Linked DNA regions of Homo sapiens: region 2 is linked to region 1. Evidence: read pairs that join two places in POLR2A ChIA-PET (ENCODE). Cell type or tissue: Panc1. All regions are shown on one strand. Links, peaks and the distances in the headings refer to the core of each region. The heading gives the core; the rest is flanking DNA.

Region 1 (15,930 bases), core at 4,430-12,429:
ATGTCTATGAAACAATCAGAGTTTTAGAATATTTAAATTAGAAGAAATCTTTTTTTTGTTTGTTTGTTTTTTTGAGACCGAGTTTTGCTCTTATTGCCCAAGCTGGAGTACAGTGGTGTGATCTCAGCTCACTGCAACCTCTGCCTCCCGGGTTCAAGTGATTCTCCTGCCTCAGCCTCCTGAGTAGCTGGGATTATAGGCATTTGCCACCACACCCAGCTAATTTTTGTATTTTTCATAGAGATGGGGTTTCACCATGTTGGCCGGGCTGGTCTCAAACTCCTGACCTCAGGTGATCCACCTGCCTCGGCCTCCCAAAGTGCTGGGATTACAGGCGTGAGCCACCGTACCCGGCCTAAATTAGAAGAAATCTTAAAGGTCATTTAATCTAGTATTTCCCAGCCAGAGAAGCAATATTTTTTTCAACTCATTTCCTTTATCCCCACCTCTTCTCCTGATTAGCTTCTCTCTACCTCCTTCCTCAACCTCTTTCTGGTATCCAAGGTAGAGTGTTGGTCCAGTTTACATAGTGTATTTAGTGTGTTTAGGGTTGGGAAACACTGACGTACTTCACCTCTCTATTTCATGCAGTAATCATTCTAACAGTCATAACAAGTTGGTATCTAGCTTTTACTTGAATATCTCGTGTTGGGAAATTTGCCGCCTCAGAGGCAACCCATTCCAGCTTTGGGCAGCAGTGGTTTTGTAGAGAGTTTTTCATTATATCAAGCTAAAGTCTACTCCCTTTCTCTGCCCCATGTCTTCCACCCATTGGTCCCAGATCTGCCTGTTGAACCCACAGAGAATCCATCTAATCCCTTTATAAAGGGGCGTGGAGAATACCCAGGAGTGTAATTGTTAACTTGTCACAGTGGCTCAGACCTGGCCTGAATGATTGTATTATAGATATCCTGTGCTTTGTATGCTAGCTGTGTTCCTAAAACATTGTATAAGCCAAGTTTTGTATGAATCAAATCATTTTAGACATACTGAGAAGTTGACTGTTTAAAAGAAACCCTGTTATCAGTTCTTTCATAAACTGAAGAATCCTTGTGTAATGCAAATAATCTCCCCCTTTAACATTTTATGCAAATCTAGATTTTCATACATTATACTTTACCTAAGGCAAGGTTTGCCTACATACAAAACAAGTAAAATAATGATAACAGTAATAGCTAACACTTATTGGGCCCTTATCTGGTACCAGGTGTCATGCATCTGACAAGCACTATTTAATTTCTCATCACAACTTCCTTCTGTAAAATTATCCCTGATTTACAGATGAGGAAGCTCATGCTTAGAGAAGTTAAATACCTTGTCCAAGTTCACACAATTAGAAAAAGATGAACCAGAATTCAAACACGGTCTGATATCTTCACACCCTGGAAGTTTCAGAAGCCATAGTAGTTGACATGACTAGCTACTAGCTGTGCGCCACAGCACAAGTAAATTAGGCTGAGATACAGAAAACTGACCTCAAATGTCTATAGCTTCAAAGATGTACACAAAACCTATTCTTCTCTGAGTGCCCTGGGTTTTCTAGTACAACTCAGTTTCTAGTGCAATTCAACTGAGGAACCCCGAAGCCTTCCCCCTCAGTTATTAGTATTAAACAGATGCCATCAAAATTTATTTTAAGCAGATGAGTGTAATCAGACACTTTTTCTTTTCTTGTTTTTCTTATTGCTGCTGAACAAATTAAGACACTTTCTCAAAGGTCTGTGTATTCACAGGGGTTAGTGGCATGAGCTTCTTGGAAGAAAAAGTGGTTCGTTATTGACTGATAAACTCAAAGGTATTGAGAATCATGGTTGGTCCCAGACTGCTCCCAGATGAGTCTGAATCATTCATATGGGCCCAGTTTTTAATGGCATTTAGGTTTGCAAGTTAAAAATCGTTTGAGAGGGATCGTCCATAAATAAGTGCTGGTTTGAGTCCCACCTGGAGAAAGATAAATGGATGTAATATTTCCATGTTCTCAAATCGGTTCTACTTTCTCCGATTTCATCAATAGCAGCATGCACTCACAGCATCGCTCAGCTTAGAACATCCCTTGGGGCTCTGAGAACCCACACTTTTCTACACTGTGTAAGGGAGCTCAAGGCATGACTGTCTTCAGTCCTCTGTACCCCACCTCCACCTACCCCCACCTGTTAGAATTCCCTATCTGATGTGGCACTTTATCTTGGCTCATTTGCAGACTTTTGCTTTCGAATACTTGATTATCCTTTGCAAACCATGCCCCAAGCTGGCCAAGACCAAGCTGACTTCATGGTCTAAGTAATCACAGGAAATCAGGTCAGTCCTCGGAAGCTATCAGGCTCCCCTAGCAAGCCACCTTTCCGACCTTTACTTGTGCAGCATGCTTGTTTACAATTTCAAGTCATAGACTCAAGTGAGGAAATATGTCATTTTCTTTATTTCTCAACTTAGTTCGTCAGCTCTCATTTCTACTGATAGCTAAAAAAGAATTAACTTCACCAATCAAGATAACGCAATCTGACATTTTGAGCTGGATGATTAAAAAAAATAAATAATGCAATCGTTGCAAGTTTGGTTTTTTGTTTTTGTTTGTTTGAGACAGGGTCCCACTCTGTTGCTCAGACTGGAGTGCAGTGGCATGGTCATGGCTTACTGCAGCCTCGACCTCCCAGGCTCAAGCAATTCTCCCACCTCTACCACCCAAGTATCTGGGACCATAGGCATACACCACCATGCCCAGATAATTTTTAAAGTTTTTGTAAAGATGGAGGTCTCACTATTATTGCACAAGCTGGTCTTGAACTCCTGGCCTTAAGTAATCCTCTTGCCTCAGCCTCCCAAAGTGCTAGGGCTACAGGCGTGAGCCACCATGCCCAGCCGTCAATCGTTGCAAGTTTTAAACTCAGTCTCTCAGTCTCTTAGGATTCTCCTCCCAGCCCCCTTCTCCTTAATTTTTTTTTTTCTTTTTTTTTTTGAGACGGTGTCTTGCTCTGTCACCCAGGATGGAGTGTAGTGGCACAATCTCGACTCACTGCAACTTCTGCCTCCTGGGTTCAAGCAATTCTCCTGCCTCAGCCTCCCAAGTAGCTGGAACTACAGACATGCGCCACCACGCCTGGCTAATTTTTGTATTTTTAGTAGAGACAGGGTTTCACCATGTTGGCCAGGCTGGTCTCCCACTCCTGACCTCAGGTGATGCACCTGCTTCAGCCTCCCAAAATACTGGGATTACAGGCAGGAGCCACTGTGCCCAGCTCTCTGCTGTAGATTTTAAAGGGTCTAATAAAGGGTTCCAAAGTGAAGAATTTAACTTTGATCTCTCTGTATCATCCCTATGCAGAGGGCAGTGCATCTACAAAGCACTTACTTGCTGTTGCCGTTGCTGCTGCTGCTGCTGCTGCTTAAGTGATGGAGATAGATTAGGGATAAAAGAAATGGGAAATACATCATTTGATATGAAAACATTTTGTTTCATCTACTGACAATAAGGACTCCTCTTCTCTCCCAAGGTCTTTTCTTCCATTCATTAGTTTATTGCACAGATATCTATATGTTTGCTCTGCTGGGGATACAACTGTGAAATAATTGTGTTCTCTTCCCTCATGGCGCTCATGCTGTAAAAGAGAACACAACCAATGGGCAGTGACAATCCAGTATGGAGTGCTCTCAGAATGCCCCTGTCCCAGACTTGGAGCTCAAGGAGGGCTTTCCAGAGGAAGTAACATCTAAATTGATACCTGAAGGATGAGTAAACATTGGGTGAATGGAAGAGGAAGAGCGATTCCAACCAGAAGGAAGAGCATGCTCAAAATCCCATAAACACTGGGGAAACTCTAAGAGGTTCCTTATGGTGAGGACACAGAGTGCCAAGTGCAAGTGGTGAGAGACCAGGCTGGAGAGGTAAGCAGGGTGTGCAAACTTGGTTAAGAACTTTGGACTTTGTCCCAAGGGCAGTGGGGAGCCACTGAAGGGTTTCCAGAAGAGGAATGATCTGTCTGATGTATTAAAGAGACTACTCTAGCCGCACAGTAGATAAGATGGCCCAGGAAGAGCGCAGAGAATAAGAAAAGGCCTAGACAAAACACCACCATCAATAACAAAATTAAGCGACAAGCAGAAAAGGAACTCACAAAAGAAACAGAGAAGGACCACAAGGGTTGAAGGAAAACCAAGAGAATGGCAACCCCATAACAAAAGAAGAAAATTTCAAGAAGCAGGGCATAATTAGAGTCAATTGCTGCCAAGAGGAGAAGTAAGACAGCAATTGGAAACTAACAGCTGGATTTTGCAATAGGATAATTTTTTTTTTTTTTTTTTTTTTTGAGACGGAGTCTCTCTCTGTCGCCCAGGCCAGACTGCGGACTGCAGTGGCGCAATCTCGGCTCACTGCAAGCTCTGCTTCCCGGGTTCACGCCATTCTCCTGCCTCAGCCTCCCGAGTAGCTGGGACTACAGGCGCCTGCCACCGCGCCCGGCTAATTTTTTGTATTTTTAGTAGAGACGGGGTTTCACCTTGTTAGCCAGGTGCAATAGGATTATTGACAACCTTGTTGAAAGCAGCTTTAGAGTGGAAGTTCTGTTGCATTGGATTAAGTCAATTGTATCAATGCTCATCTATCCCCTTCAATTACCATCTATTTCTACACTGATGTATTCCAAATGGGTATCTTAAGTCCAGACCTCCCCTTTAAAGTCCACGCCCATATACAATTGACTACTCAATATCTCCACTTGATTGGTTCAAAGATACCTCAAACCTAGGTTCCAAAACCAACAATCTCTCCACCCAAACCTGGTTTTCCTGGAGTATTCCTCATCTCAGCAAATAGTAGCTCCATTATTCCAGTTGCACAACTCATCCTTGACTAACCCTTTTTCCTCACCACCACCCCTGTATCTATCCCATCACCACATCTGGTTAATTCTTTCAACCTGTGCACTCCATCTCCACTGCCAGCAACTGAGTTCAAGCTACCATCTTCTCTGTCACCCTACCCACAGTGGTAGCCTCCTAACTGGTTTCTCACACATCTTTGCACCCCTCCATAGCAACTGGAGTAACCTATTCCCCCCATAGCAGCTACAGTGACCTTTTTAAAATACAAAGTTGATCCTATCACTTCCTTATTTCAACCTTTCAATAGTCTCTCAGGGCTCTAAAGGTGAAAATCAAAATTCTTTAAATAATGACATAAAAAGCTCTGCATGATCTAGCCCTTGCCTATCTCCCCAGTCGCAATTCTCTACACATTCCCTCTTCCCCTCTGTTTTCCCTGCACCCTGGTCTTTTCTCCATTTCTTTTGTATTGTTTTTTTTTTTTTTTTTGGTTGGTTGGTTTTTTGAAAAAGAGTCTCACTCTGTCCCCCAGGCTGGAGTGCAGTGGCACAATCTCAGCTCACTGTAGCCTCCGTCTCCTGGGCTCAAGAGATTGTCCTGCCTCAGCCTCCCGAGTAGCTGGGATTACAGGCACTTGCCACCACGCCCGGCTAATTCTTGTATTTTTAGTAGAGATGAGGTTTCACCATGTTGGCCAGGCTAGTCTCGAACTCCTGACCTCAGGTGATCCACCTGCCTCAGCCTCCCAAAGTGCTGGGATTACAGGCGTGAGCCACCGCGCGCAGCCTCTTTTCTCCATTTTTTTTTTTTTTTTTTTTTGAGAGACAGAGTCTTGCTCTGTTGCCCAGGCTGGAGTGTAGTGGAATGATCTCAGCTCACTGCAACCTCTGCCTCCCGGGTTCAAGCAATTCTCCTGCCTCAGCCTCCCGAGTAGCTGGGATTACAGGCGCATGCCACCACGCCCAGCTAATTTTTTTGTATTTTTAGTAGAAAAGGGGTTTCACTGTGTTAGCCAGGATGGTCTCAATCTCCTGACCTTGTGATCCGCTTACTTTGGCCTCCCAAAGTGCTGGGATTACAAAGTCGTGAGCCACTGCACCCGGCCTCTTTTCTCCATTTCCTATGTACACCATGTGTCCTGCAACATCAGGCCTGTTAGCCATATGCTCTGTGGCTAAGAACATGGGTTCAAGGGTCAGATTGGGTTAAAATCCCAGCTCTACCCTTGCCTGGTTTGATGACCCTGAGTAAGGTACTTAATCTCTCAATGTCTCCATTTCCTCATCTGTGAAATGGGGTTAATACTTACCTCTTGGAGTTGTTATAAAGGATTAAATGAAATGTTATGTGTAAAGTATTAGAAATACAGTTCCACGTTAATGTTAGTAACAGCTATTATTATTCCCCACTCTGTCTGGTTAATGCTTCTCATATTTCAGATCTCAGCTCAGGTGATCTGAGGTTATGACTCTGTTCAGTTCTCTCTTAACATCCTGAACTTTTCATTCATAACACTCATTATACTTTGTGGTTATATATCTGATGGGTTATTTTATTAATGTCTGTCAATCCCACCACAGGCTCTTCCAAGAGAAAACAGACAGTATCCATTTTACTCATCATTATATCCCCAGATCCCAGCACAGTGCCTGGTATATAATTAGCCATATAGTTTTTGCATAAATATTTGATTGAGCAGGGGCGAGGAAGTGAAGCCAATGAGTGCAAATGACTCAGGAAGACTGTGAACATAAAGAGCAAGGGGAATGCATGGAGGGAAGTCGGGGCTTCTTGATTATTTTTTAAGCTGGCAAATGCTTGAGCATGTTTAAATGCTGATGGGAAGGAACCAGCTGAGAGACAGCAGTGAGGGCCGTGAGGCTGCAGAAGGGGATGAGACTTAGCATAGGAGCCAGAAGAATCCATCTTAGGTGAAAAGAGGGACACCTCTTCCCTGGTATTGAAACAAGAACTGAGAATTCGGCTATGTATGTATGTTTGGTGGGCAGAGCCAAAACCTTTCCATGAATCTTGGTAATGTAAGCAGCAAATGTGGATTCACTGAGAAGCTCAACAAACTTGGTGGATATCATTCCATTCGCTTTTGCAACTCAAATAAGAAGGAACCAGATATTTTCTTCATCATTGACTGTACTGGTTCACTACAGAGCAAAATAACAAGTTTCCAAAGCAACCCAGTCACAGAGCTGAGATAGGTGATCTCAGTGTTCTCTTTATTCAATGTGCTTCCTCTCCAAATCGGGAAACAGTATGGGAAATAATACGGTAAAATCATAACGGCTGATACTGATTAAGTGCTTACTATGTGCTGCATATAATTCATTTACCTGCAATAATTCATTTGATGTTCCCCACATTATGGTGCCATTTTACATGTAAGGAAACTGAATCCTAGGGAGGTAACTTGCCCAAGGTCACATAGTCAGTGGGTGGCAGAACTATGTTTTAAACCCAAGGAGTCTGACTCCAAAATCAATGCTTTTAACCATTCTGCTATACTCCCTGTCTAGCAGAGAGGAAAGAACATATTAGGATTCAGAAGACCTGGAGTTTCTACCATGAACTAATTCTGTGAACTTGTACATTCACTTAGGTGTCTGAACATCAGTCTGTTCATCAATAGAATAAGAATGAGAATGTTTATCTTACAAGGCTTCTTGAAGGATTATGAAATGCTGAAAATAGGAAATTATAAAAGATATTATTTTGCTAATCATAAGACTTAATACCCTTGACTTCTAATTGGGTCACGATATTATAGGCTGTCATTGAGACCCTTAGTTCCCGTAACCAGTACAGCAGCAGCAGCTTGGTGGTTCCAGTTCCTTTGGCAGGGCAGCTGATTCTCTAATTTTTTTTTTTTTTTTTGGAGATGGAGTCTCGTTCTTGTTGCCCAGGCTGAAGTGCAGTGGCACAATCTCAGCTCACTGCAACCTCTGCCTCCCGGGTTCAAGCGATTCTCCTGCCTCAGCCTCCTGAGTAGCTGGGATTTCATGCCCACCACCACGCCTGGCTAATTTGTGTATTTTTAGTAGAGAAGGGGTTTCACCATGTTGGCCAGGCTGGTCTTGAACTCCTGACCTCGCGATCCACCTGCCTCGGCCTCCCAAAGTGCTGGGATTACAAGGGTGAGCCACTGCGCCTGGCCATGGGCAGCTGATTCTCATCCCATCAGCTTTAATGTCCCTGACCAAGTGTCCCTGATGACCGTCATGCACAGGTTGGTGCCTCCTTCCCCCGAACCAACCAACACATAATCCTACCTCTGGGAAGAGTTGCAGTTTATGCCCTTGTTTCTTTAATGCCATTGCCTGAAAGAGTGGCTATTAAAAATAATAAATAGCCTCAGGCCTGGCACGGCAGCTCACGTCTGTAATCCCAGCACTTTGGGAGGCTGAGGCAGGCAGATCACCTGAGGTCAGGAGTTCAAGAACAGCCTGGCCAACATGGCAAAACTCTGACTCTACTAAAGATACAAAAATTAGTCGGGCATGGTGGCATGCACCTGTAATCCCAGCTACTCGGGAGGCTGAGGCAGGAAAATTGCTTGAACCCGGGAAGAGGAGGTTGCAGTGAGCCGAGATCAAGCCACTGTACTCCAGCCTGGGTGACAGAGCACGACTCCGTCTCAAAATAATAATAATAATAAATAGCCTCAAATGCAGCTAACTGTGAGGTACACACCAGAGAGCCAGTTCCAGTTTCGTGGTAGAAGCACAGATATCAGAGCTAGGAGAGAACTTCAAAGTAATCTTTCAATGGAACTCCCCAACCCTCCTCCCAACCCATTTTATAGACTAGGAAAACCAAGGCGAGGTAGATGACACCACTAGTTAGGGTTGTCAAAACCATATCTGGAAAGTACTTCAATTGCACATATTTGTTTCAGTATGCATACCTTTTCAGAAAGGAGCAAAATCCTAAATTACCCATAAATCTATTATAAAACCTTAAATCCAATAATTCACTCAAAGCCCATTCTTTGAGTGCCCTTACTTGACCATTTCAGGCATTCCCTGGATAGAAACGGGCCCTCATCTTCAGGGGCAGTACATAACCTAACGGCTCTGTACAAAGCTCACCCTGTTACCACTGGCTCATCTCTGAGCTGAGTTCTCTAATCTGGAAGAACAGCACCTACTTCTCAGAGCTGGAGTGGGGGTGGGAGTGTCACATGAGATGATGCGCTTTTAGCACCCACCTGGCACTCTGTGAGTTTGTCATGATTTGGGCATAATTCCTTCCTCTCCTAAGCAGGCAGCAGTTCACCTTGGTTAAGGACCTTGGACCTTAGACCACTCAGACGCTAACAAACCAAGGAGAAACCCAGCCGTGTCAGGCCTAGAAATGTCTGCCCCCACCCCCACCCCCCTCAAGACGGTGACTAGGCCGGAATTCTCCTGGTTGATAAATGAGAGGAGCTGAGAAGCGCTGAGATGCCTGTTTGGAGCATCTGATCTGTAGAAGACGAATCTTCACTGTGCCATGGAGATGTTCTGGGAGGGAGAGCCGGCCCAGCTGCCTGAAGGAGGACGCGAGAGCGAGGGGACGGGTGAGAGGAATGCTTAGCGGAGACGGACTGGAGGTGCCCGGAGAGGAAAGGGGAACGGAGGCTGGATCTCGGGAAACCTCGTCGGCAGTGTCATTAGAGGAAGGATCGCGTGTCTCGGGGATACGGATTTTGGAGGAAAAGCAGAATAGGGACAAAGGTGAGGTGTCCGAACCGGGGAGATCAAGACCTGTAAGCTGTGGTGGGGGACCCAGGGACCAGCGAGGACGGGAAGGCGGGGTTTTGGGGGGACCCCGCACGGAAGGTGGCTGGGGGTCGGCAGCCGGCCTCGGAGCTGCTGCCGCGTTCGCCCCGAGGCAGGTCAACTACCCCGGGCGGGGAGCGGCGGGGAGCACCGAGAGGGGCCTCGGTTGCCATGGCGCTGGGCGGGGAAGGGGCGACTCGGGCCCCGCCCAGAGCCCCGCGGGGCCGCCGGCTCCAGATGGTCCCGGGCCTCCCGCGGGAGCCGGCGGCCTGCGGCAGGGGGAGGCTATTGTCCTCCTTCCGCGGCGCCGCAGTCCCGCCGCTCGCGCCCGCGCGCCGCCGCCACGCGCCCCGCCGCCGCCCGCCCCGCGCGCCCCCCGCGCCGCCTGCGCCCCGTGACAGCGCCCGCCCGCCGCCCGCCGTGCGCCCGGCCGCTGCCTGCAACCGCCCGTCGCGGCCGGGCTGCAGGCGCGGCAACTACCGGTGCGCCCCCGCCCGCCGCGCCCCCGCCCGCCCGGCCGCGGCTCCGCGCCGAGGTAGGTGCCGGCGCCCCGCCCGCTTTGTCCCGGCCCGCGGGGCGGCGCGCTTTGTCCGGCCGCGTGCGGTCGGCGGGGTCGGGGTCGGGGTCGGGGTCGGGTCCCGGCGGCCGGGGTGAGCCGGGGCGGGAGCAGGCGGGGACGGGACGGAGAGGGTCCCGTGCCAGCCACACAGGTACCGGGATGAGGGCGGTGGGGGCCAAGGCCGAGGGGGGGGGACTCGGGCCTCTCTGGAGCCGGGAGAAGAGTCTGGAACAGTTAGGGCTGACGGACACGTTCGCGGCGAGGCTGGGAGCGGGTCTGACAGCGCCGGCCCCTCGCGTCGCCGGGGCTGCGGGGCGGACGGGCCGGCGCCGGGCCAGGTGCTGGGGGCGCGCTCGGCCGCCTCTGCCCGGCGGACTGCGGGAGCCGGGCTCCCTCCTCCCCGGAGCCGCGTGGGCTCCTCCTCGCCTCTTTGGCAGCTGGCTCCACGCGCTCCCTTCTGTTCCCCCACAGTGTGTGGGAGAGGGGCACGCGGTTGGCTGTGGTGGCCGGAACTGGCCCGGGGAGAAAGCAGACGCTTCGGGCGGCGGGGAAGCGGCCGCGTGCGGCGTTTCTGTGGCCAGGAAGCTGATAGGGCTGTGCGGTCCGCCCCGCACGGAACTACCCAGCAAGGCCTGCTCGCGGGGGTGTTCCGGCTCCGGTGCCACAGTCGTGATTTACCTTCCACTCGCTTGGAACTTTACCCCATTGACCCCAGGACATTGCATGCTTGTGTGAGGTGCAGGTTTGCCCCGGTCTTAACCTGCTACATGTCGTCTGCCCTCCCCCTCTCGGAGCAGCCACAGTTCCAACGCTGGAGAGCCCGGGGGTTTCAGGTATGGGCAGAGGTAGCAACAAACCAGTTTTCCTTGAAGGTGAAGAGGGGCAGAGTGAGTTCCAAATATGTGTCTTAGCTTGAGGTGTGGGGCAACCTCTTGGCTTATTCAGAAAGGCAAAGGATTGGCCGAGGAGAAGATAGGATGGAGTTTACATTCTTCCCTTAGAGAAATTGATGTGACCCCGGGTTGGGGAAGGGAGATAGCAAGGGAGTGAAGAATCTGAATATTTGAATAAATCTGCCATAACTGGAGGATTCTAGAAGAGAAAATAAAATTTCAGTCCCCCTCTTCAGCCCAGTTCCTAACTTCCTCCGAGGGAATTGATCAGGAACACAGTCTGAGAGGTGGGTCGGGGTTTTGCTGTTCCTTCCTTCTGCCCTGGGCCCATCTTTCTCTTGCCTTCCTGGAGGCCCTGAGCTGATTTGTGACTTCTTTTTCGTTTTATCTCTCTGCCAGTCCACCCATTTATACTTAGAAGCAAATAAGATTTGAACTTTGCCAAAGTCCCCATTTCTTCTAATCTATTATTCATCTCACTGTCATTTGTTCAACTCTGCCTTCCCGTGACTTCTCTAGCTCTGCCGTTCTCCTCCCGCATATCTGCGGTTCGCTGTGCTGTTTCTTTCATTACCTGTGGTACCTACTCCATCTTCATCTTCCTCTCCCATCGCCTGAGCTCCTGAGGGGAAGTGATATTTGAGTTTAGTGTGGGGTAGGGCCTGAGCAGACCTAGAAGCTAACCCTGGGTCACACTCACCCCTGAAACTTTGTGTCTTCTCAACACTCATGGCTCCTCTAACCAATTCCAGCTGCTTCTCATCTTTGGACAAGGGTGGCCCTCAAAGTGTGGTCCCCAGACCATTAGCTTCAGTGTCACCCGGGAACAGGTTAGAAATGCACATTCCCAGGTACCACCCCAGAAGTACTGAATCGTAAACTGGGGGATGGGGGGGTGACCTGTGATTTAACAGTCCTCCAGGTTGTTGTGATTCATGGAAGTTTGAGAATCCCCAGACCTGAGCTGTTGAGCTCAACCCTGAAAGTATTCCAGCCCAGGAGCAGGTCTTCTCCAATCCCGTGTTCATTCTTTCCTTGAGCTTCTCTCTAGTCCTAAGAAAGACATTAATTCCATGGCCAAAAAAAATGAATTATAGTCAAGTCATTCAATATCTCTTTATTGAATATCTGTTGTACTGAGTCTGGAAAAACACCAAAACGAGTAAGACAGCCCTTGTCCTCAATGAGTTAAATGTGGAGCGGGCAGAGAGACACGTAAACAACTAACCGTAATGCGATGTGATAAGTACAATACTAGCTGCATGCCGAAGTGCCCTGGAAGCACAGAGGAGGGAATGATCAACTCTGAGGGAGGGAAATAATTCATCAGGAGCAGGATGTGGTGAGAGGAAGAATTAGGATACAAGGCAGCCTGTAGCCCAGGGTATAGGATTTCTAGCTTAACATGTCAGCTGAAAGAGAGGAAAACTGCCCTGGAGGATCGGCACGGTGAGCCTAGTCTGCCTCCAGCAGCGCCTGGAGTACATTCCAGCAGGACCCCAAGCCTGCAGCCGGCGGGGGTTGGCATTCTTCTAGCACTAACAGTGTAAGCTACTTGGGCCTGGCCTTGAGGTCAATTGCTAAGAATAAGGTATGATGAGACTGTAATCTGGATTAGCTACTGCACCACCCTATTGCCAGACTTCAGGAATCTGTGGAAGAGAGGACGATTGAGGATTCTCCAGCTTCCTCATGACAGGGGGTCATGAAGCTGGGGGGCTGCTGGCCGACTGAGGAAATGTGAGCATGGAGACCCTGGTCATAGGTGAGGAATGATCTACTCAGTGGCAAGAAACCAGCGCTGGATATGTGTAGGAGAAAAGCAAATAGAAATCAGTGGGAATCTAGAGATGGCAGCAGGGGACACAAGCTGAGAACACAGCATATTGTCCAAAAGGCCAGGGAGCTACAGAGCCAGAATGCTTGGAAACCAAGACCTAGAGACACAAAGGTAGCAGAGCCTCAGAGCCACATGCTGAACAATGCCAGAGAGCACCATTCACATGGAAGGCTGTGGAGTTGCAACATGGTGGCCCTGTGGGGGTCTGTGATCTAAGGACACCAGTGCCAGCTTGGTTCCTGATCCATATCACAGCATTTCTGGAAACTCAGAACACACAGCATGCATGCTTCAAATTCAATTTGGAGAGAGGAGCATTTAAGTGGCTGAGGTTTTATTTGGGGGAAGAGGAGGTTCTAGCTCCATACTTTCTCCTGGTAATGGTAGGAATCCGCAGAGACATTCTAACAGTTGGACTTCCCTGGAGGGTCTGGCTCCCAGTTGGGCCCCTTTGTAACTTTAACAAAACCCCCAATTCTGCATTTCTCCTGAGCCCTACTTCCTACCACCAGGGCTGTGGTCTTGGCAGTCTCTGGTTCTGGAAAGGAAGGAGGTATGGAGAAGAGAGAAGTGATGGGTGGTGAGACTCGGGTAGGTAGGGAGGTGTGTGCCCATGGACACACAAAGGCAGAACCTTTCTGGCTTCCATCATTAACTGGTTCCATGAAGCTGAACCTGACCTGCTTGAAGGCCAGGGTTGTCTGCCCCTCCCCTTGGGAGGACCAAGTTGGATCCCCAAAGATAAGCCTAAGCAGTCCATGTTTAGGTTCTGTGCAGCTTACAGGGGCCTCAGAGCTACTGTGGTTTGGAGACAGGGTCAGATGGTTAGCTTCTTTGAGTTTCTGCTCTTTGTGGAGTACAAAAATATGAGGCAGGGTTTGCAAACCTCAACAGTTGGGGCCAGGCAGGTAACATAGATATGTGAAGTGGCTGAGTCTGTAGACCCATCTAAAGGAATCCAAATCAGTCTTTTTTTTTTTCTGAGACAAATTTCACTCTGTCATCCAGGCTGGAGTGCAATGGCGCAATCTTGGCTCACTGCAACCTCCACCTCCTGGGTTCAAGCAATTTGACAGCCTCAGCCTCCCGAGTAGCTGGAACTACAGGCACCTGCCACCATGCCCAGCTGATTTTTTGTATTTTTAGTAGAGACGGGGGTTTCGCCTTGTTGGCCAGGCTGCTGTCGAACTCCTGACCTCAGGTGATCTGCCCACCTTGGCCTCCCAAAGTGCTGGGATTACAGGCGTGAGCCTCCGCACCCGGCCAAAAAATCAGTCATTTAAAAATAGCTTATTGGCCCAGCAAAACACTCCTGGGGGCTAGCCTTGGTAAGTTTGTGACTCCTAGTAAGGGGTCATGGAAACCGAAGCGGGGGCAGGGTGGAACTTGGGTGTAGGCATTTTTGTGGGCAGGTCTGTGCAGAGAGAGTTTGAGTGCTGGAGATGTCCATCCCAGAGCTGAGCTTAAGTGTGGCTGCTGGTTAGGAAGCACTAATCTGAGAGGCCGAGAGAAATGGAATTACACTTGGTCCTGAGGTGTGGACTACTTTCCCGTCTAGAAGCTGAGAGTATTAGGTGACGCTAGTTCAGGTCATGCCTTGCCCACAGCACTCTTTACTCAGGGTGATTCAACTCTGCCCTAGAATATATTTTTATATAAATATTTACAGAACAAATCCAGAGAATCTGTGGGGAGAAATGGTGGATTTTGAATGAGAAGAGTCCTAGGCCTCGTAGAAATTAAGCTCCCTTTCCTTCTACAGGGAATTAAAGCCCAAATCTACAAGCCTTAGACCTTAGCTCTCTTGCATCTCATTAATGCTCCTCCCAAGAAAAATCTTTGTGCACATTTTCTCTTTAGGAGAAAGGGGAGGGGCAGACAACCCTGACCTTCAAGTAGGTCAGGTTCAGCTTCATGGAATCAGTTAATGATGGAAGCCAGGTTCTGCCTTTGTGTGCCCATGAGTCTCACCACCTACCTGAGTCTCACCACCCAGCACTTCTCTATTCTCCAGACCTCCTTCCTTCCAGAACCCGAGACTACCGAGACTACAGCCCTGGTCCTAGGAAGTAGGGCTAGGAGAAATGCAAAATTGGGGGTTTTGTTAAAGTTACAGACCCAGTCCCCTCCTCCTCTCTTGAATGCTGCTGAATGCTAAATTACACAAGAACTTTGGACAGTAGAGGTTTTTTTTTTTTTATCCCCAGCAGATATTCTGAACCTCATTTTTTAGTTTTGAGGACAGAGTGTGTTTGCGTAAGTTAGAGCCGTAAGTAGTGCTGGTCCACATTTCCCCAGCCTGGGCCCTAGGCAGGAGCCACGGCTGCTCATCCGTCTGGGATGAGCCTCTAAGACGGTTGAGGAACCTGTGTATGTTCTATGTTCAAGAGGCTGCGATTAAGAGCGTGTCCCCCAGAGTCAGAAAGAACTTTTCAAAACCCGGCACTGTTTCTTCCGGCTGCGTGACCTTGAACCAGTAACTTAATGTCTTTTTTTTTTTTTTTTTTTTTTGAGGCAGAATCTCACTCTCTCTCGCAGGCTGGAGTGCAGTGGTGCAATCTCAGCTCACTGCAGCCTCCACCTCCTGGTTTCAAGTGATTCTCCTGTCTCAGCCTCCCCGGTAGCTAGGACTACAGTCGTGTGCTACCACGCCCAGCTAATTTTGTATTTTTAGTAGAGATGGAGTTTTACCATGTTGGCCAGGCTGGTCTCAAACTCCTGACCTCAGGTGAGCCACCCGCCTTGGCCTCCTAAAAGTGCTGGGATTACAGGTGTGAGCCAATGCCCCCAGCCAACTTAATGTCTTTTTTTTTTTTTTTTTTTTTTTTGAGACAGAGTCTCATTCTGCCGCCCAGGCTGGAGTGCAATGGCGAGATCTCGGCTCACTGCAAGCTCCGCCTCCTGGGTTCACGCCATTCTCCTGCCTCAGCCTCCCGAGTAGCTGGGACTACAGGCACCCACCACCACACCCAGCTAATTTTTTGTATTTTTTAGTAGAGACGGGGTTTCACCGTGTTAGCCAGGGATGGTCTCGATCTCCTGACC
Region 2 (8,000 bases), core at 1-8,000, 72 kb after region 1:
TCTCAACCTCCCCAGTAGCTGGGATCACAGTCGCGCGCCACCACGCCTGGTGAATTTTCGTATTTTTAGTGGAGATGGGGTTTCACCATATTGGTCAGGCTGGTCTTGAACACCTGACCTCAGGTGATCCACCCACCTCGGCTTCCCAAAGTGCCGGGATTACAGGCGTGAGCCACCACACCTGGCCAATGTTTTTATTCCTAAACCTTACTTCTTATATGATAAATTGCATATTGTGAATACAAAATTCCTTTAGTTCACCAAGTTTCTCACTATAGACCATTTCAGAGTCCCATGAGGCCTCTCAACGCTAAAAGCTCCTGAATTCATTTATCAACTGTTTGAATTCCTACTATGAGCTAGGATGTGGGAACATGGTGATGAATGAGGCATATGTGGTTTCTGTAGCCTCAGATCTACCCCCTTCCTCAGGTTTCCAGCATGGCACAGAAAGACACTAGGCCCTCAGGGCACTCAAGGTGCTGTTAGAAACTTGTCCTAAGGGCAGAAAAAGGTTGGCTGCCTGCAAGATGGACCAGAAAAGGGAAGCAACTTGCCCCAGATTGGTTTCATAGCTTGTCAGGATTTTGCTTACAAACCTGGTCCTCAGGAAGTCACCTGGCCTAGGAGATTTGGGAAAAGGAAGGAGGGGAGAAATAAATATTCCTGGGAAGAGCTGTCAGTTTGTTGGAAGATCAATCTCGGCTTTCTTCAGACCAGAGCTAGGCTCTGCCGCTGAGGAGAAATGAAATGCAAGAAATGATAGAATCAGCTCCAGGAACTTGCAGGAGAAGAATGAAAAATCTGACGAGATGAATTCAATCTGAAGTGCCTTAGGTTTGCAGGGCCTTTGAGAATCCAGGCCAAATTCAAACCGTGTATCTGTCACCCCTGCAAATCCACAAGAACCCAATGAGGTAGCATCACTGGCTCTCCCAGCAATTAAGGCTACTGAGATTTAGAAAGTTTAGGCCGGGCACGGCTGAGCGCAGTGGCTCACGCCTGTAATCCCAGCACTTTGGGAGGCCGAGTCGGGTGGATCACGAGGTCAGGAGATCGAGACCATCCTGGCTAACATGGTGAAACCCTGCCTCTACTAAAAATACAAAAAAAATTAGCCAGGTATGGTGGCACATGCCTGTAGTCCCAGCTACTCGGGAGGCTGAGGCAGAAGAATGGCGTGAACCCGGGAGGCAGAGCTTGCAGTGAGCTGAGATCGCACCACTGCACTCCAGCCTGGGCGACAGAGCAAGACTCCATCTCAAATTAAAAAAAAAAAAAAAAAGTTTAGGTCGGGTGCAGTGGCCTACCTACACCTGTAATCCCAGCACTTTGGGAGCCGAGGTAGAAGGATCACCTGAGGTCTGGAGTTTGAGACCAGCCAGGACAACATGGCGAAACCCTGTCTCTACTAAAACTACAAAAAAATTAGGCAGAAGCCTGTAATTCCAGCTATTCAGTAGGCTGAAGTAGGAGAATCACTTGAACCCAGGAGGCAAAGGTTGTAGTGAGCCAAGATCGTGCCACTGCACTCCAGCCTGGTTGCAGAGCAAGACTCTGTCTCAAAAAAAAAAAAAAAAAAAGAGAGACTCCCATCTCAAAAAAAAAGAAATTGTGATAAGTACCACAAATTACACAAAATGGGTCCAATGGCAGGGAATAATGGGAGGACATATCTACTAAGCTACAGGTGGTTTGGGAGGGCATTCCAATACTTGATCCTGAAGCTAAGACCTGAAGTTAAGTTAGCTCTAAAGCAGTAAAGAGAAAGGTCCCTTCAGATTTAAAAAAAAAAAAAAAAAAAAGGCCCTGAGGCAGGAAAGAGCTCAGTGTATACAAGGATCTGAAAGGAGAGTCAGTATGGTCAGAAAAGGATAGATAAGCAGGGAAAAGGGCCTGAGATAATAAAGTGTGACAGAGGAAAGGCACGTTCAAACTAAGGGATTGGGCATTTTACTTTAGATAAAAGGGGAAGTTGCTGAAAGGTTCTAAGTAACGAAAGAAACATCTGATTTACATACATTTCACAAGAACATTCTGGCTATTAAATGGAGAATACTTTGAAGACCCAAGGGTAAGAAAAAGATGGACCTGGAGGTCACTGTAGTCATCTTGGTGGGAGAGGATAGCATGGTCTAGACTATGGCTGTGGCAAAGACATGGAGAAAAGAGGCAACATGTGATATAAACATGATCAAGAGCTGCTAATGGTTGGGGAGGGCGTAAGAATGACTACCAGCAATCTGGCTGAAAGAGAGAATGGGATAAGGAAGACTGAAGGAGAAATGATTTTAGAGTGGGGAGTCTCAGGAGCTCTATCTCAGATATACCAAGTTTGAGGTGTATTAAGACAACCAGCCAGGTGCAGTAGCTCATGCCTGTAATCCCAGCAAGTTGGGAGGCCAAGGCGGGCAGAACCCGAGGTCGGTAGTTCGAGACCAGCCTGGCCAATATGGTGAAATCCCGTCTCTAAATTTTGTATCTAAAGATACAAAAATTAGCCAGGTGTAGTGGCACGTGCCTGTAGTCCTAGCTACTCAGGAGACTGAGGCAGAAGAATCACTTGAATCCGGGGGGCGGAGCTTGCAGTGAGCCGAGATCGCGCCACTGCACTACAGCCTGGGCAACAGAGTGAGACTCCATCTCAAAAAAAAAAAAAAAAAAAAAAAAAGAACCAAGAAGAAATGTCAGCTAGGTGTCCAGATCCCTGAATCTTGAGCACAGAAGAGAGGTTTCAAACTGGAGATATCAAGAGTCTTTAGCACCTGGATCAGTGTTACATAACAGAAATACAATGTGAGCCACAAATGCAAACCACATAGGGAACTGAAACAGGTGAAATTAAATTGTATTAATTTTATTTTCCCCAGATAGTCTGGTGGTTAGGAAAAAAAAAAATTTTAATGTATTTTTACCCAATATGTGCAAAAAAATGACCATTTCAACATATAATGAGCATTAAAAACTGAATATATATATATATATATTTTTTTTTTTTGAGAGACACTCTTGCTCTGTTGCCCAGGCTAGAGTGCCGTGGCCCAATCTTGGCTCAATAGAACCTCCGCCTCCCAGGTACAAGCAATTCTCCTGTCTCAGCCTCCCAAGAAGCTGGGACTACAGGCACGTGCCACCACGCCTGGCTAAGTTTTGTATTTTTAGTAGAGATGGGGTTTCACCACCTTGGCCAGGCTGGTCTCAAACTCCTGACATCAAGTGATCTGCCCACCTTGGCCTCCCAAAGTGCTGGGATTACAGGCGTGAGCCACTGCGCCTGGCTTATATTAATTTTTTAAATCCCATAGGTATTTGGTACTCGCAGCACTGTATATGTCTCTGGCTACCACACTGAACAGCACAACTCCATATGGTATACAAAGCCAAAGCAATGAATGAAGTCTTGAAGAGGATTTCAAACTTGGCACTAGTGATAACTGGGAAAGGTGCCCCTCCTGTGCATTGGAGGATGTTTAGCCACATCCCTGGCGGGAGAAACCCCCTAAATTGTGACAATTAACAATGATTTCAGGGAATCTCTGAGCCTATTCTAGTTGCCCATTTAAAACAAAACGAAAAAAAAAAAAAAAAAAAAAAAAAGGTCAGACTAGGCCAGGCACAGTGGCTCACGCCTGTAATCCCAGCATTTTGGGAGGCCGAGGCAGGCGGATTACCTGAGGTCGGGAGTTCAAAACCAACCTGACCACCACGGAGAAACCCCATCTCTACTAAAAATACAAAATTAGACGGGCGTGGTGGTGCATGCCTGTAATCCCAGCTACTAGGGAGGCTGAGGCAGCAGAATCGCTTGAATCCAGGAGGCAGAGGTTGCACTGAGCCGAGATCGTGCCGTTGCACTCCAGCAGCCTGGGCAACAAGAGCAAAACTCCATCTCAAAAAAAAAAAATTTTAAAAAAGGGTCAGACTAGGTGGCTCACGCCTGTAATCCCAGCACTTTGGGAGGCTGAGGCAGGCAAATGGCTAGAGCTCAGGAGTTCAAGACCAGCCTGGGCAACATGGCAAAACCACAACTACAAAATACAGAAATTAGTTGGGCATGCTGGCATGCGCCAGTGGTCCCAGCTACTCGGGAGGCTGAGGTGAGAGAATTGCTTGAGCCCGGGAGGAGGTGGAGGTTGAACACGGCACTCCAGCCTGGGTGACATAGGAAGACCCTGTCTCAAAAAAAAGGTGGGGGAGGGGGCAGGCGAGGTGGCTCATGCCTATAATTTTTTTTTTTTTTTTTTTTTTTTTTGAGATGGAATCTTGCTCTGTCGCCCAGGCTAGAGTGCAGTGGCGCTATCTCATCTCACTGCACCCTCCACCTCCCGGGTTCAAGTGATTCTTCTGCCTCAGCCTCCCAAGTAGCTGGGACTACAGGTGCGCACCACGACAACTGGCTAATATTTTACATTTTTAGTAGAGACGGGGTTTCATCATGTCGGCCAGGCTGCTCTCGAGCTCCTGACCTCAAGTGATCCACCCCCTCGGCCTCCCAAAGTGCCGGGATTACAGGTGTGAGCCACCGCGCCCGGCCTAATCTTAGTAGTCTGGAAGGCTGAGACAAGAGTATAGCTTGAGCCAGGAGTTCCTAACCAGCCTGGGCAACATAGGGAGACCCCATCTCTACCAAAAGATAAAAATAAAAAATAAATTAGCCAGGTGCAATGGTGCATACCTCTGTAGTTCCAGCTACTTGGAAGGTTGAGATGGGAAGACCGCTTCAGCTCAGAAGGTTGAGGCTGCATTGAGCCATACTCATACCACTGTACTCCAGCCTAGGCAACAGAGCAAGACCGCACCTAAAAAAAAAAAAAAAAAAAAAAAAAGACTAAAAAATTGATCAGGGGCTGAGGATTAACTACAAAGGGGCACAAGGGCTTTTTGGCTGACAAAAATGTTCTGTATTTTGATTGCAACAATGGGAACAAGATTGTAACCATCAGTTACCAAAATTACCAGTACATTGTCAAACTGGGCATGGTGGCTCACGACTGTGCCTATAATCCCAGCACTTTGGGCGGCCAAGGTGGTGGATCACCTAAGGTCAGGAGTTCAAGACCAGCCTGGCCAACATGGTGAAACTCCGTCTCTGCTAAAAATATAAAAATTAGCTGGACATGGTGGCATGCATCTATAATCCCAGTTACTCAAAAGGCTGAGGCACAAAAATCGCTTGAACCCGGGAGGTGGAGATTGCAGTGAACCGAGATCATGTCACTGCACTCCAGCCTGGGCAATAGAGTGAGACACCATCTTTTTAAAAAACAAAACAAAAGGCCCCCCAAAAAAGTACATTGTCACAATGTGTCAAATTGTTTTCAAAATTGGTATATTTTATTGTTTGAAAATAATACTTCAGGCCGGGCATAGTGGCTCATGCCTGTAACCTCAGCATTTTGGGAGGCCAAGGTGAGCAGATCAACTGAGGCTGGGAGTTCGAGACCAGTCTGACTGACATGGAGAATCCCCGTCTCTACTAAAAAAATAGAAAATTAGGCCAGGCACGGTGGCTCACACCTGTAATCCCAGCACTTTGGGAGGCCGAGGCGGGTGGATCACAAGGTCATGAGATCGAGACCATCCTGGCCAACACAGTGAAACCCTGTCTCTACTAAAAATACAAAAACAAAATTAGCCAGGCGTGGTGGCAGGTGCCTGTAGTCCCAGCTACTTCAGAGGCTGAGGTGGGAGAATGGCGTGAACCCAGGAGGTAGAGCTTGCAGTGAGCTGAGATTGTGCCACTGCACTCCAGCCTGGGTGACAGAGCGAGACTCCGCCTAAAAAAAAAAATACAAAATTAGCCGGGCATGGTGGCGGGCACCTGTAATCCCAGCTACTCAGGAGGCTGAGGAAGGAGAATCACTCGAACCCGCGAGGCGGAGGTTGTGGTGAGCTGAGATTGCACCATTGCACTCCAGCCTGGGCAACAAAAGCAAAACTCCATCTAAAAAAAAAAAGAATACTTCAGGGCCGTCTCTTCCTGGTTCTTCCCAGAGTCAGGAAAAACTGGGTTGAAAGGGTGTTTAAAAAAAAAACTCAGAAAAGCTGATTTTTTAAAAAAGTAATCACATTATGACACTGCTTAAAAACCTACAAGACTAGTTGACTCAGAGTGAAGGCCAGAAAGGCCCTAGAAGATTAACTACTAGATCTGCTAACTACCTGACCTCTTCTGCTCCTCTCTCCTCCCACTCACTCTTTTGCCACTGGCCTCCTTACTGTTAGAACACTCCCACCTTAAGACCCTTGCTCAAGATATTCTCTCTACCTGGCGTACTTTTCCCCCAGATACCTGTTGCTAACTTACATCTAATTCAACTCATTGCTCAAATCTCACTTTTTTAAAAGAGGCCCAGGCCGGGTGCAATGGCTCATTCCTATAATCCCAGCACTTTGGGAGGCCGAGGTGAGAATCGCTTGAGCCCAGGAGTTCAAGAGCACCGTAGGCAACATAGCGAAACCCTGTATCTACAAGAAATACGAGTGGGATGTAGTGGCATGCCTGTAGTCTCAGCTACTCGGGAGGCTGGGGTAGGAGGACCAACTGAGACTGGGAGGTGGAGGTTGCAGTGAGCCAAGATCACCCCACTGCACTGCAGTCTGGGTGACAGAGTGAGACCCTGTCTCAAAAAAAAAAAAAGAAAAGAAGTGCCGAGTGCAGTGGCTCATGCCTGTAATCTCAACACTTTGGGAGGCCAAAGCGGGTGGATCACCTGAAGTCAGGAGTTCGAAACCAGCAGGGCCAACATGGTGAAACACCATCCCTACTAAAAATACAAAAATTAGCCAGGCGTGGTGGTGCATGCCTGTAATCCCAGCTACTGAGGATGCTGAGGCAGGAGAATCGCTTGAACCTAGGAGGCAGAGGTTGCAGTGAGCCGAGATCATGCCACTGCACTCCAGCCTGGGCAACAAGAGCAAAACTCCATCTCAAAAAAAAAATTTAGCTGGGCGTGGTGGTATGCGCCTGTAATCCTAGCTACTCAGGAGGCTGAGGGAGAAGAATCACTTGAACCTGGGAGGCGGACGTTGTAGTGAGCCGAAATGGCGCCACTGGACTCCAGCCTGGGCGACGTAGGGAGACTCCATCTCAAAAAATAAAAAGAAATTATCTGTAGGCTGGGCACAGTGGCTCACACCTGTAATCCCACCACTTTGGTAGGCTGAGGCAGGATGATCACTTAAGCGCAGGAGTTCAAGACTAGGCTGGGCAAAATGGGAAAACCTTGCCTCTAAAAAAAAAAAAAAAACAAAATTAATCAAAACTGAGCTGGGCGTGGTGGTGCGTGCCTGTAGTCCCAGCTACCCAGGAGGCTGAGGCGAGAGGATAGCTTCAGCCTGGGAGATCAAGATTGCAGTCAGACATGTTTGCACCACAGCACTCCAGCCTAGAGGACAAAGTGAGACCTTGTCTCAAAAATAAAAAAAATTTTTTTTTTGAGATGGAGTCTCACTCTGTCACCCAGGCCGGACTGCAGTGGCACTATCTCGACTCGCTGCAAGCTCTGCCTCCCGGGTTCACGCCATTCTCCTGTCTCAGCCTCCCGAATAGCTGGGACTACAGGCGCCCGCCACCACGCCCAGCTAATTTTTTTTTTTGTATTTTTAGTAGAGACAGGGTTTCACCATGTTAGCCAGGATGGTCTCGATTTCCTGACCTCATGATCCGCCCGCCTCAGCCTCCCAAAGTGCTGGGATTACAGGTGTGAGCCACCACGCCCGGCCAAAAATAAAATTCTTCTAATAGTAGGATTTGGTGGCATATGCCTGTAGTCCTAAGTACTTGGGAGGCTGAGACGGGAGGATCATTTGGGCCTGCGAGCTACGGCTGCAGTGAGATAGATAACACCATGGCACTCTAGCCTGGATGACAGAGCAAGACCTTGTCTCTAAAATAAGTAATATTTTTAGAGAGGGTCTTGCTGTTGTCCATGCTGGACTTGAACTCCTGGGCTGCTCAAGCGATCCTTGCACCTCGGCCTTCCAAGTACCTGAGACTA

What was found. ChIA-PET counts read pairs that join two places held together with the same protein. Peaks named below come from ENCODE experiments on the same cell type or tissue, not always from the same donor. Only the 100,000 strongest peaks of a DNase experiment are listed, where the experiment ranks them.
Region 2: POLR2A ChIA-PET joins it to region 1 with 12 read pairs; 3 of 35 experiments call an interaction of 5 or more read pairs at or near these places.

What each region holds. Positions count from the first base shown.
Region 1 is chr11:66,722,359-66,738,288 of GRCh38, reverse strand. SPTBN2 (spectrin beta, non-erythrocytic 2) reads left to right here and starts at 9,073. Exons shown (of 38, transcript NM_006946.4): 1 at 9,073-9,548. In Panc1, for the core only: no CTCF peak of the experiment used is centred there; no DNase peak of the experiment used is centred there; H3K4me3 peaks cover 1,488 bases; H3K27ac peaks cover 242 bases; H3K27me3 peaks cover 3,766 bases.
Region 2 is chr11:66,653,935-66,661,934 of GRCh38, reverse strand. It overlaps a transcript of RBM4 not described here. Among named protein-coding and RNA genes, the nearest start is that of RBM4, 19 kb to the right of the region's middle. In Panc1, for the core only: no CTCF peak of the experiment used is centred there; no DNase peak of the experiment used is centred there.